Regions from separate parts of the Homo sapiens genome. Here region 2 is linked to region 1. A link is an interaction called in ENCODE POLR2A ChIA-PET data of the cell type or tissue named here. Cell type or tissue: PC-3. All regions are shown on one strand. Links, peaks and the distances in the headings refer to the core of each region. The heading gives the core; the rest is flanking DNA. Region 1 overlaps RAB3IP (RAB3A interacting protein). Region 2 overlaps MYRFL (myelin regulatory factor like).

What was found. ChIA-PET counts read pairs that join two places held together with the same protein. Peaks named below come from ENCODE experiments on the same cell type or tissue, not always from the same donor. Only the 100,000 strongest peaks of a DNase experiment are listed, where the experiment ranks them.
Region 2: POLR2A ChIA-PET joins it to region 1 with 5 read pairs; 2 of 35 experiments call an interaction of 5 or more read pairs at or near these places.

What each region holds. Positions count from the first base shown.
Region 1 is chr12:69,790,350-69,795,735 of GRCh38, forward strand. It overlaps RAB3IP (RAB3A interacting protein), which reads left to right. Exons shown (of 11, transcript NM_022456.5): 5 at 4,088-4,165; 6 at 4,792-4,995. Among named protein-coding and RNA genes, the nearest start is that of MYRFL, 32 kb to the right of the region's middle. In PC-3, for the core only: no CTCF peak of the experiment used is centred there; no DNase peak of the experiment used is centred there.
Region 2 is chr12:69,849,397-69,854,782 of GRCh38, forward strand. All of the region lies in intron 1 of MYRFL (myelin regulatory factor like), which reads left to right. Among named protein-coding and RNA genes, the nearest start is that of MYRFL, 27 kb to the left of the region's middle. In PC-3, for the core only: no CTCF peak of the experiment used is centred there; a DNase peak (open chromatin) is centred at 2,765.

The sequences.
Region 1 (5,386 bases), core at 197-5,196:
AACCAAAGAGGCAAAAAGACTTGTATACTGAAAATTATAATACAGTTAATGAAGGGAATTAAGACACAGATGGAAAGAGATTTGTGTTCATTGGTTGGAAGAATTAATACTGTTAAAATGTCTATTCTACCCAAGTGATTTACAGATACAATGCAATCCCTGTGAAAATCCCAATGGCATTTTTTACAGAAGTAGGAAGTTCATATGGAGCTACAAAAAACGTTAATAGCCAAAGTAATTTTTTTTTTTTTCTGAGATGGAGTCTTGCTCTGTTGCCTAGGCTGGAGTGCAATGGTGCGATCTTGATTCACTATAACCTCCGCCTCCTGGGTTCTAGCTTTTCTCCTGCCTCAGCCTCCTGAGTAGCTGGGATTACAGGTGTGCACCACCACGCCCAGATAATTTTTGTATTTTTAGTAGAAACGGGTTTCACCATGTTGGCCAGGTTGGTCTTGAACTCCTGACCTCAGGTGATCTACCTGCCTCAGCCTCCCAAAGTGCTGGGATTACAGGCGTGAGCCACTATGCCCAGCCCCAAAGTAATCTTGAGCAAGAAAAATAAAGCTGGATGCATCACACTTCCTGATTTCAAAGTACATGACAAAGTTACAGCAGTAAAAACAGTATGGCACTGATATAAAAACAGACATGTGGACCAATAGAAGAGAATAGAGAGCCCAGAAATGACACATTTTTGGTTAGCTGACCCTCAACAAAAATGCTAAGGACACCTAGTGGGGAGTAGATAGTCTTATCAATAAATGCTGCTGAGAAAATTGGATATCCACATGCAAATGAACGAAATTAGACCCTGATCTCACACCATAAAGAAAAATCAATTCAAATGGATTAAAGACTTACACATAAGACCTGAAACTGTAAACTCAGAAGAAACAAGGAAAAAGCTTCTTGACATTGGTCTGGGCAGTGATTTTTTTGGATGTGACACCAAAAGCACAGGCAACAAAAACAAAATGGACAAGTGGGAGTACATCAAACTAAAAAGCTTCTGCCCAGCAAAAAACAGTCAACAAAATGAAGAAGCGGCATACTGAATGGGAAAACATTTGCAAACCGTGTATCTGATAAGGAGTTAATATCCAAAGTATATAAGGCATGCAGTAGCAAAAAACAACCCAATTGAAAGATGGGCTAGGGGCCTAAATAGACATTTCTCCTAAGAAGACATACAAATGGCCAACCGGTATATGATAAGATACCCAGCATCAGTAATCATCAGGTAAATGCCAGTCACTCCCCAATGAGATAGCACCCCACACTGGTTAGAATGGCTATTATCAAAATACAAAAGATAGTAAATGTTGGCAAGGATGTGGAGAAAAGGAACTTGTCCACTATTGGTGGGAATGTAAATTGGTACAGCCATTATGGAAAACAGTATGGAAGTTTCTGCTCAAAAAATTAAAAATAAAGCTACCGCATGATCCAGCAATCCCACTTCCAGATATATATCCAAAAGAAAATTGCTATCCTGATGAGTTATCTGTGCTTCCATGTTCATTGCAGCATTATTCACAGTAGCAAAGTTATGGAAACAAGTTATATGTCTATTGATGAATGGATAAAGAAAATGTGGGGGGTATGTGTGTGTATATGAATACTACTCAGTCTTAAAATGGAAATCCTGCCTTTTGCAACAACATGAGCGAACCTGGAGGACATTTTGCTAAGTGAAATAAGCAAGACAGAAAGACAAATGCTACATTATCTCACTTATATGTGGAATCTAAAATAGTCGAGCTCATAGAAGCACAGAGTAGATTGGTGGTTGTCAGGGGCTGGAAAGTGGGAGAAACGGGAGATGTCGGTCATTGGTACAAAGTGTCAGTTATGCAGGATAGATAAATTCTGAAGACCCAATGTACAGCACGACTATATCGTATGTTACAAATTTGCTAAGAAGGTAGATCTTGTTTGCGCACCACCTCCCCTCCAAAAAAAAGGTAACTGAGAGGTGCTGGATATGCTAAAAGAAAAACAAAATGATATGTATATTTCAGTGTTCATAAATATTTATTAAAACAGCCACACTAATTTGTGTATTGTCTATGGCTGCTTTCATATTGCAACAGCAGAGCTGAGGAGTTGCAGCTGAGGCTGTATATGTATACATAGTGTTTGACTCTTTACAGAAAAAGTTTACCGACTCCTGGTATAGGTGATACTTACATCATTTTCAGCTTTGGAAGGGCAGTGTGATGGAAAATTTTCAAACTTTTTTTGAGTCTACCTTTTGATGTTTTTTGTCAATTTTTAAAAAATTCTGTAAAAATTCTGCATGTCATCTTTTTAGCAACTGATCCTGCCCCAGTCTAGTGCTCATCTTTCCTTTTGGGGCTCCAATTATATGTATGTTATACCTTTTCACTGTAACCCTTATGTCTGTAGTGGAAAAGTCACCTAAAATTTCACATTACTCTAAGTTTACTTCACTATTTTGTTCTCAGATACCTTCAAACATATTTTAAAAACAAACAAAAAACTTTTCTAGCTTTTCTAATCGTTCTCCGTTGGAGGTTTGGTACAAATTGCATAATCCACTATTAATGAAAACAGAGTCCATTTCCAAAAATTTAGTCAACTATTCTCTCCATAGTATGAATTACTTTTTCATTTAAAGTTAAAATGTTACTTATCTTGAAGGGTCAGATTAGCTGTGTTTATTATTTTTAAAACATTGCCAGATAGTTTTGTGTTGACAGCCACTTGTCCCAGAAAAATTCAGCAAATCTGAAACATTTGTTATTTTTAAAAGGAGAATATTTAACTCATTAAATTTGACAGCTCTTAAGGACTTTGCCAAGATAGCCAGAATAATAGTGCATGGAATATCTTCATGGTTAATATCATTTTGCTATAAATCATTGATAGTAAAGATTCTCCTATTTAAACTAGTATAAGCTGCAAATTCACATTCATGGGCACACACAAACTGCAGTGTTACAATACTGTAAAAGCTAATGAACAAACGGGAAACAAACAGTCAAACTCTGATGTAAAGAACTTCCACCTTTCCATTCTACCACTGTGCATTTTGACAGATCTAGTGAGGGTGCCATTGTCAAACTATTCATTAAATATCTTTGAAGCTCATTTCCTTCCTTCCTCTGATAAATTGTAAACTAAAGTTCTAAAATGTAAGTTCTTAAATCTCGGGGCACTATCTCAAGCACCCTATATATGCTTCCAGTCCATTCTTAATCCCTTACAGGGATTATTCTATACAAGGGCATAATCTTTTAAAAATAAAATGATCATGTCTTCCTTAAAAAAACTGTAAGGCTTCATATTGCATTTAGAATAAAACCCACAATTCTTATTCCGATGTTTTATTTGGTTAATACATATAAACAGAATGTAAGCTCCTTAAGAGCAGGGACTTTGTCCTTTCCCAGTACGTAATCAGCATCTGGAGCAGTACCTCACAAGGAGATGACATGAGTAAATGTCTCATGAATAAACATTATATGAATAAAAAGGAATTAAATACCTAGAGTTTCATATTTGTGGTACTAGAAGATTAAAACTCTATTAAAGGGTAAACTGATTTGCCTTTTTAGGTTGCTCTTCACAAAATTGTCACATAATAAAATTTTGGGAATGTTTTTATTGAAAGCTCTAAGGCTTCTTAGCTGTCATTACTATAAACTGCAACATTATTGGTGTGTTAATGTTTTTACTTGTCCCTCCTGTATGTCTTTGCTTTGACTAATAAGAACATATATAGTGACCACATTATAAAAAGCTGACTGCAAAGGAGTTGGCTTTGACACATTGGTCATTGTTTGCCTTCGTCACATTCACAGTCCTTACGCAAGTATCTATCCGGATGATTGATCTCAACTTGGCTGCCTCAGTGGTAATAGGTCCTAAAAGAAGGCACCTATTCCTAATGTCTCATAGTTTGTCTCTGTTGTCAACTGCTGCTTCCATAGTTGACATTGAATACTTAACTTCAGGCTAACTTTTGGTAGTATATCTTTGCTTCAATTGTAAACATTTGGCAAGAACTTTTTGAAAACAAATGCTACTTTGTTTCTAAAATTTGAGATGTTAACTTTTTCAGGAAGCTCATAAAATGGTGAGAGAAGCAAATATCAAGCAGGCAACAGCAGAAAAACAGCTAAAAGAAGCACAAGGAAAAGTGAGTTTTTGCAGCTCTTAATAGTATAAAATAAATTTGTGATAACTGTTTTAAAGATACCTTAACATCTGTTGGATTTTGTTCTGATCGTAAAGTAGTGCTTGTTTTCAATTTGGAAACTACAGAAAAATAGAAGAAAATAGCTACTATGTAGGTATAATTAATAGTAAACATTTCGTGTCCATTTATATGAGAACCAAATGATTTAAAACCTTGTAAATCACATGAATTATCCAAAGGATTATAGAATCACATTTTAATGTTAATACTTAGTTTTTAAATTCACTGAGAAAAGCCACCTAAATGTTATTAGATTTTACTGTTTTAGGAGTGAACTTCTACAACTAATCATAAGCTATTATATTTTGAGGATTTTGAAAATTCACATAAATGTTAGATATTTTGGTAATTTTCACAGGCTCATTTGACGTTGTTAATAATAGATGAATCCAAACCATATGGAAACATCAAAAAACTTGATTTTAGTTTCTTTTTATTACTCCACAGGAAATACAAATTAAACTTACTTTTCATCTTTGAAAGTGTTTTGACCAGATTGCTAATATTTAGCTGCATATGTCATGAAACGTATTTAATGTATGTGACTATGTTGATTTCTTTCCAAGATTGATGTACTTCAAGCTGAAGTAGCTGCATTGAAGACACTTGTATTGTCCAGTTCTCCAACATCACCTACGCAGGAGCCTTTGCCAGGTGGAAAGACACCTTTTAAAAAGGGGCATACAAGAAATAAAAGCACAAGCAGTGCTATGAGTGGCAGTCATCAGGACCTCAGTGTGATACAGCCAATTGTAAAAGACTGCAAAGAGGTAACTCATCAAGGACTGTCCCCTCTGACTCTGTTGATACTTGTTAGTTCTCATCACTGAGGTGTCAGTTATCATTTTTGCCAGCAAAATTTTTAGTACAAAATAATGCAGTATTAAGATGGGGGAGGCTTTATCTAGAGCTGGCTGCTTTCAGGGATTCTTCAGTTCCATTTTCTACCTGGCTGACCTTGGAGTACCTGCTGGAAACTTGGTAAGTTTCTTAATCTCAGTATTTCATTAAGGGAGGAAACTGTCATGTGTTGTCTAGAGGAGAGTGGGTGGCTTTAATGATCTGGCTAGTCAAAATTTATTGCTAGAGTGCGCTTACAAAGTATGGATATAAGAAATATGTGAAAATAAGATGATTTTCTTAAAGATCAATACATTGCTT
Region 2 (5,386 bases), core at 222-5,221, 59 kb after region 1:
AGCATTTTATTTAGGATTTGAGTATACCATTCACAAATTATATTAGTCTATGGTTTTCTTTATGCATTTCATCTCTATCAGATTTTGGCATTCATTTTATGCTAGCTTCATGAAAATACTTTGGATACTTTTATTCTTTCTCTGTTTCACAATTGTGAAAATGGTAGAAGAGTTATATTGTTAAAGTTTTAACAGCATGATCCTTGATGTCATTGGAACCTTGCTTGTTTATGCAGGGGTAGGGTGATGGTTATGGTGAAATTTTTCTCTGTTTATTCCAGGGCTATTTGTCATTTCAGACTTTCTCTTTATTTTTGAGTTGATTTTGGCAATTTGATTTTTTAATTGTTTTAGAAAATCATTTTACCCAAAGTTGTATAAAATATTTTTCCAAAGTTTAAAATTAGGACTTGAAAATAATGATCAATTGCCCTCAATCCTATAATCTAACCAGTGTTAATGGTGGTGGGATGTTATTTCATCATCTCTCCATGAATATCTACAGATAGAAGGATATGTGGGTGGATGGATGGGTGATGTGGTTTGGCTCTGTGTCCCCACCCAAATCTCATCTTGTAGCTCCCATAATTCCCACGTGTTGTGGGAGGGACCTGGTGGGAGATGATTGAATCATAGGGGGAGGTCTTTCCTGTGCTGTTCTTGTGATAGTGAATGAATTTCATGAGACCTCATGATTTTAAAAATGGGAGTTTCCCTGCACAAGCTCTCTTGTCTTGTCTGACACCATGTGAAATGTGCCTTTCACCTTCCACCATGATTGTGAGACCTCCCTATCTATGTGGAATTGTAAGTCCAATAAACCTCTTCGTTTTGTAAATTGCCCAGTCTTGGGTGTGTCTTTATCTGTAGCATGAAAACAGACTAATACAATCAGTAGGTAGATAGATGGATAGAAATTATCATTATAAGAAATGATCTTATATGCACTATTTTAATAAAATATTAAATTTAATATAAAATATTAATTTTACTTGAATTTAACAGAATAAAAATAACTTGAAGGAAAACTAAAGGAATTACAGAATTTTAATTCTGAAAAAAGTAATTATTTATTGTTAAAACTATCAGTTCTAAAGGATTCTTCCAAGATTAAGGAAAGGGGATTTAGAAAATGACTAAAAAGTTGAAGAAGTTTTTTTAACCAAATGGTACAGGTTTAGGTAGTAAAGACGAATTCTGAGATATGAGTGGTGAGATAATTAGTATTACATCTCTTCCCACCTCCCATCTCCCTGCCTTCCAATTTTTGTTGATTATATTATTTTTTCTTTGTCAGGGTTTATTACTTTTCCATTTTGATCTGTAGCCAAAATCCCCTTAGAATTTCAGTCTAAATCCTATATTTACATGAATTCGCTCTTCATCCATGGTTGTTTTTCACCTCAGTTTCTGTATTCTTTGTTTTTTTTCTTGTGATTCATTCTTGATTGGCTGAATTTTATTGTTAAGGAGCTACTTTCAAGAGGGACTTAAAGGAGTCTTATACCCTCAACTTTTTCATTTTGGAATTGTCTATCTGTTGCCTTTATATTGGGAAAGAAATTCACCGCATACAAGATTTTGCAACCCACTTTTTTCTCTTGAGACATTGTAAAATTTATTACAATGGCTGCATAATATTTCATGGAATGGATCTTACTTATGTAATATTCTTGTCAAACATATACAATTTGAATTTAACCATAAGATAATAGGAGGCAAACTAAAACTGAGGGACATCCTATAAACAACTAGCCTGTACTTTTTGAAAAATCTAAAAAGACATGATAACCCAATGCATTATGTTATTCTGGATTAGATTCAGGACTGGAAAAAATTGTCTATAAATGCTTATTACCTGGATGATGGGATCTATACTTTAAATCTCAGCATCATGCAATATACTTATGGAACAAACTTGCACATGCACCCTTTATTTCTAAAATCAAAGTTGAAAGAAATAATTTTTGCTGAATACCGAGGCTTAAACCAAAACAGAACATATTTCAGTTTGTTTTTCATTTTTTGTATTAAAATACTTATGAACATCAAAACATGCTAAAACTATTGGGTAAAAATTTGATGAGAAACAGTATGTATGCAAAATCTCAAAGTATCTCCCCACAAATTATAAAAGGAGAGCTTTTACAGTGAGGAAAGCTGGCAGACAGTACTTTAACCAAGGAATCAACATTAACATCAGTCATAACAGAACATTATTATCCTTCTGATGTAAGGCACTGAGAAGGACATAATATCACTTACATAATATTTTATTTTGAGACAAGGTCTAGCTTTGTTGCCTAGGCTGAAGTGCAGTGGTGCGATCATGGCTCACTGTAGCCTCAACCTCCCGGGCTCAGAAGAACCACCCACCTTAGCCTCCTGAGAATCTGGGACTACAGACACACACCACCATCTTGGCTCATCTTTGGGGGAGTTTTTTGTAGACATGGGGTTTCGCTACGTTGCCCAGGCTGGTCTCCAACTCCTGAGTTCAAACAATCCACCTGCCTTGGCCTCCCAAAATGCTGGGATTACAGGCATGAGCTGTGGTACCCAGCTAGGATCAGAAATATTTAGACTATCGCTCTAGTCCTCTGCCTTAGCTATTGTATGACTTAATCTGAACTACTAGCTTTAAAGTCCACGAGTTCAAATTCTTGGGAGAAATAGTTGAATTGGTCACTGTCCAACCAATGGATTGGTTTTCCCTGATTCAGATGCCTGTAGAGGTTATGTATTACAATTATGGCTGCAGGAGACTATCTTTATAAGGGGAAATTCTCAGAAAACAAATATGTGGGGTTGGCAGGCATCCTAAATAATGTGTAGTAAGGTTTTTGCAATGTTGTCTTTCAGCCTAAGAACAATGTAGGTCTCTTCATTTATTCAAATCTTTTCTTAAGGCCTTTCATAGAGTTTTTAGTGAAACATTGTCTCTAAATATATATTTAGATATCTTATGCTTTTTGTTATTTTGGTTATTTTGAATAAAATCTTTTTTCCTAGTATATGTATCTGCATGATTGAATGGTTCTTATTTCTTTATATACAGCAATTAGTTTTCATATTTAATTTTAACCAACTACCTATTTATTTATTTATTTTAAATAAATAAATTTTGAGCTATTTTAAATAGCTCAAAGGCTTGCAGGCAGGCTGTTTATTTTTAATTTTTAATTTTTTTTTTTTTTTTTTTTAGTATTTATTGATCATTCTTGGGTGTTTCTCACAGAGGGGGATTTGGCAGGGTCATAGGACAATAGTGGAGGGAAGGTCAGCAGATAAACATGTGAACAAGGGTCTCTGGTTTTCCTAGGCAGAGGACCCTGCCGCCTTCCGCAGTGTTTGTGTCCCTGGGTACTTGAGATTAGGGAGTGGTGATGACTCTTAACGAGCGTGCTGCCTTCAAGCATCTGTTTAACAAAGCACATCTTGCACCGCCCTTAATCCATTTAACCCTGAGTTGACACAGCACATGTTTCAGAGAGCACGGGGTTGGGGGTAAGGTTATAGATTAACAGCATCCCAAGGCAGAAGAATTTTTCTTAGTACAGAACAAAATGGAGTCTCCTACGTCTACTTCTTTCTACACAGACACCGTAACATCTGATTTCTCTTTCTTTTCCCCACATTTCCCCCTTTTTCTGTTCGACAAAACCACCATCGTCATCATGGCCCGTTCTCAATGAGCTGTTGGGTACACCTCCCAGACGGGGTGGCGGCTGGGCAGAGGGGCTCCTCACTTCCCAGACGGGGCGGCTAGGCAGAGGCGCCCCCCATCTCCCGGACGGGGCAGCTGCCGGGCAGGGGCTGCCCCCTACCTCCCTCCCGGACGGGGCGGCTGGCCGGGCAGGGGCTGCCCCCCATCTCCTGGACAGGGCGGCTGCCGGGCAGAGACGCTCCTCACTTCCCGGACGGGGTGGCTGCTGGGCGGAGGGGCTCCTCACTTCCCAGATGAAGCGGCTGCCGGGCGGAGGGGCTCCTCACTTCTCAGACGGGGCGGCCGGGCAGAGACGCTCCTCACCTCCCAGACGGGGTGGTGGTCGGGCAGAGACACTCCTCAGTTCCCAGACGGAGTCGCGGCCAGGCAGAGGCGCGCCTCACATCCCAGACGGGGCGGCGGGGCAGAGGCGCTCCCCACATCTCAGACGACGGGCGGCCAGGCAGAGACGCTCCTCACTTCCCAGACGGGATGGCGGCTGGGAAGAGGCGCTCCTCACTTCCCAGACTGGGCGGCTGGGCAGAGGGGCTCCTCACATCCCAGACGATGGGCGGCCGGGCAGAGACGATCCTCACTTCCCAGACGGGGAGGCAGCCGGGAAGAGGCGCTCCTCACTTCCCAGACTGGGCGGCGGGGCAGAGGGGCTCCTCACATCCCAGACGATGGTTGGCCAGGCAGAGACGCTCCTCACTTCCCAGACGGGATCGCGGCCGGGAAGAGGCGCTCCTCATTTCCCAGACTGGGCGGTGGGGCAGAGGGGCTCCTCACATCCCAGACGATGGGCGGCCAGGCAGAGATGCTCCTCACTTCCCAGACGGGGTGGCGGCCGGGCAGAGGCTGCAATCTCGGCACTTTGGGAGGCCAAGGCAGGCGGCTGGGAGGTGGAGGTTGTAGTGAGCCGAGATCACGCCACTGCACTCCAGCCTGGGCAACATTGAGCACTGAGTTAGTGAGACTTCGTCTGCAATCCCGGCACCTCGGGAGGCCGAGGCGGGCAGATCACTCGCGGTCAGGAGCTGGAGACCAGTCCGGCCAACACGGGAAACCCCGTCTCCACCAAAAAATACAAAAACCAGTCAGGCGTGGCGGCGCGTGCCTGCAATCTCAGGCACTCGGCAGGCTGAGGCAGGAGAATCAGGCAGGGAGTTTGCAGTGAGCCGAGATGGCGGCAGCACAGTCCAGCCTCGGCTGGGCATCAGAGGGAGACCGTGGAGGGGGAGGGGGAGGGAGAGGGAGAGGGAGAGGGAGAGGGAGAGGATTTTTAATTTTTTTGTTTTTGAGATGGAGACTCACTCTGTCACCCTGGCTGGAGTGCAGTGGTGTGATCTCGGCTCACTGCAACCTTTGCCTCCTGGGTTCAAGGGATTCTCCTGCCTCAGCCTCCTGAGTAGCTGGGACTACAGGCACATGCCACCATGTCTGGCTAATTTTTTTGTATTCTTAGTAGAGACAGGGTTTCACTATGTTGATCAGGCTGGTCTTGAACTCCTGACCTCAAATGATTCACCTCCCTTGGCCTCCCAAAGTGCTGGGATTACACACGTGAGCCACTATGCCAGGCCAGCTTATTTTTAAGTTTTTAATTTTTATATATTTAGGAGTACAAGGACAGACTTCTTACATGCATATATGGCATACTGATAAAGTCTGGGCTTTTAG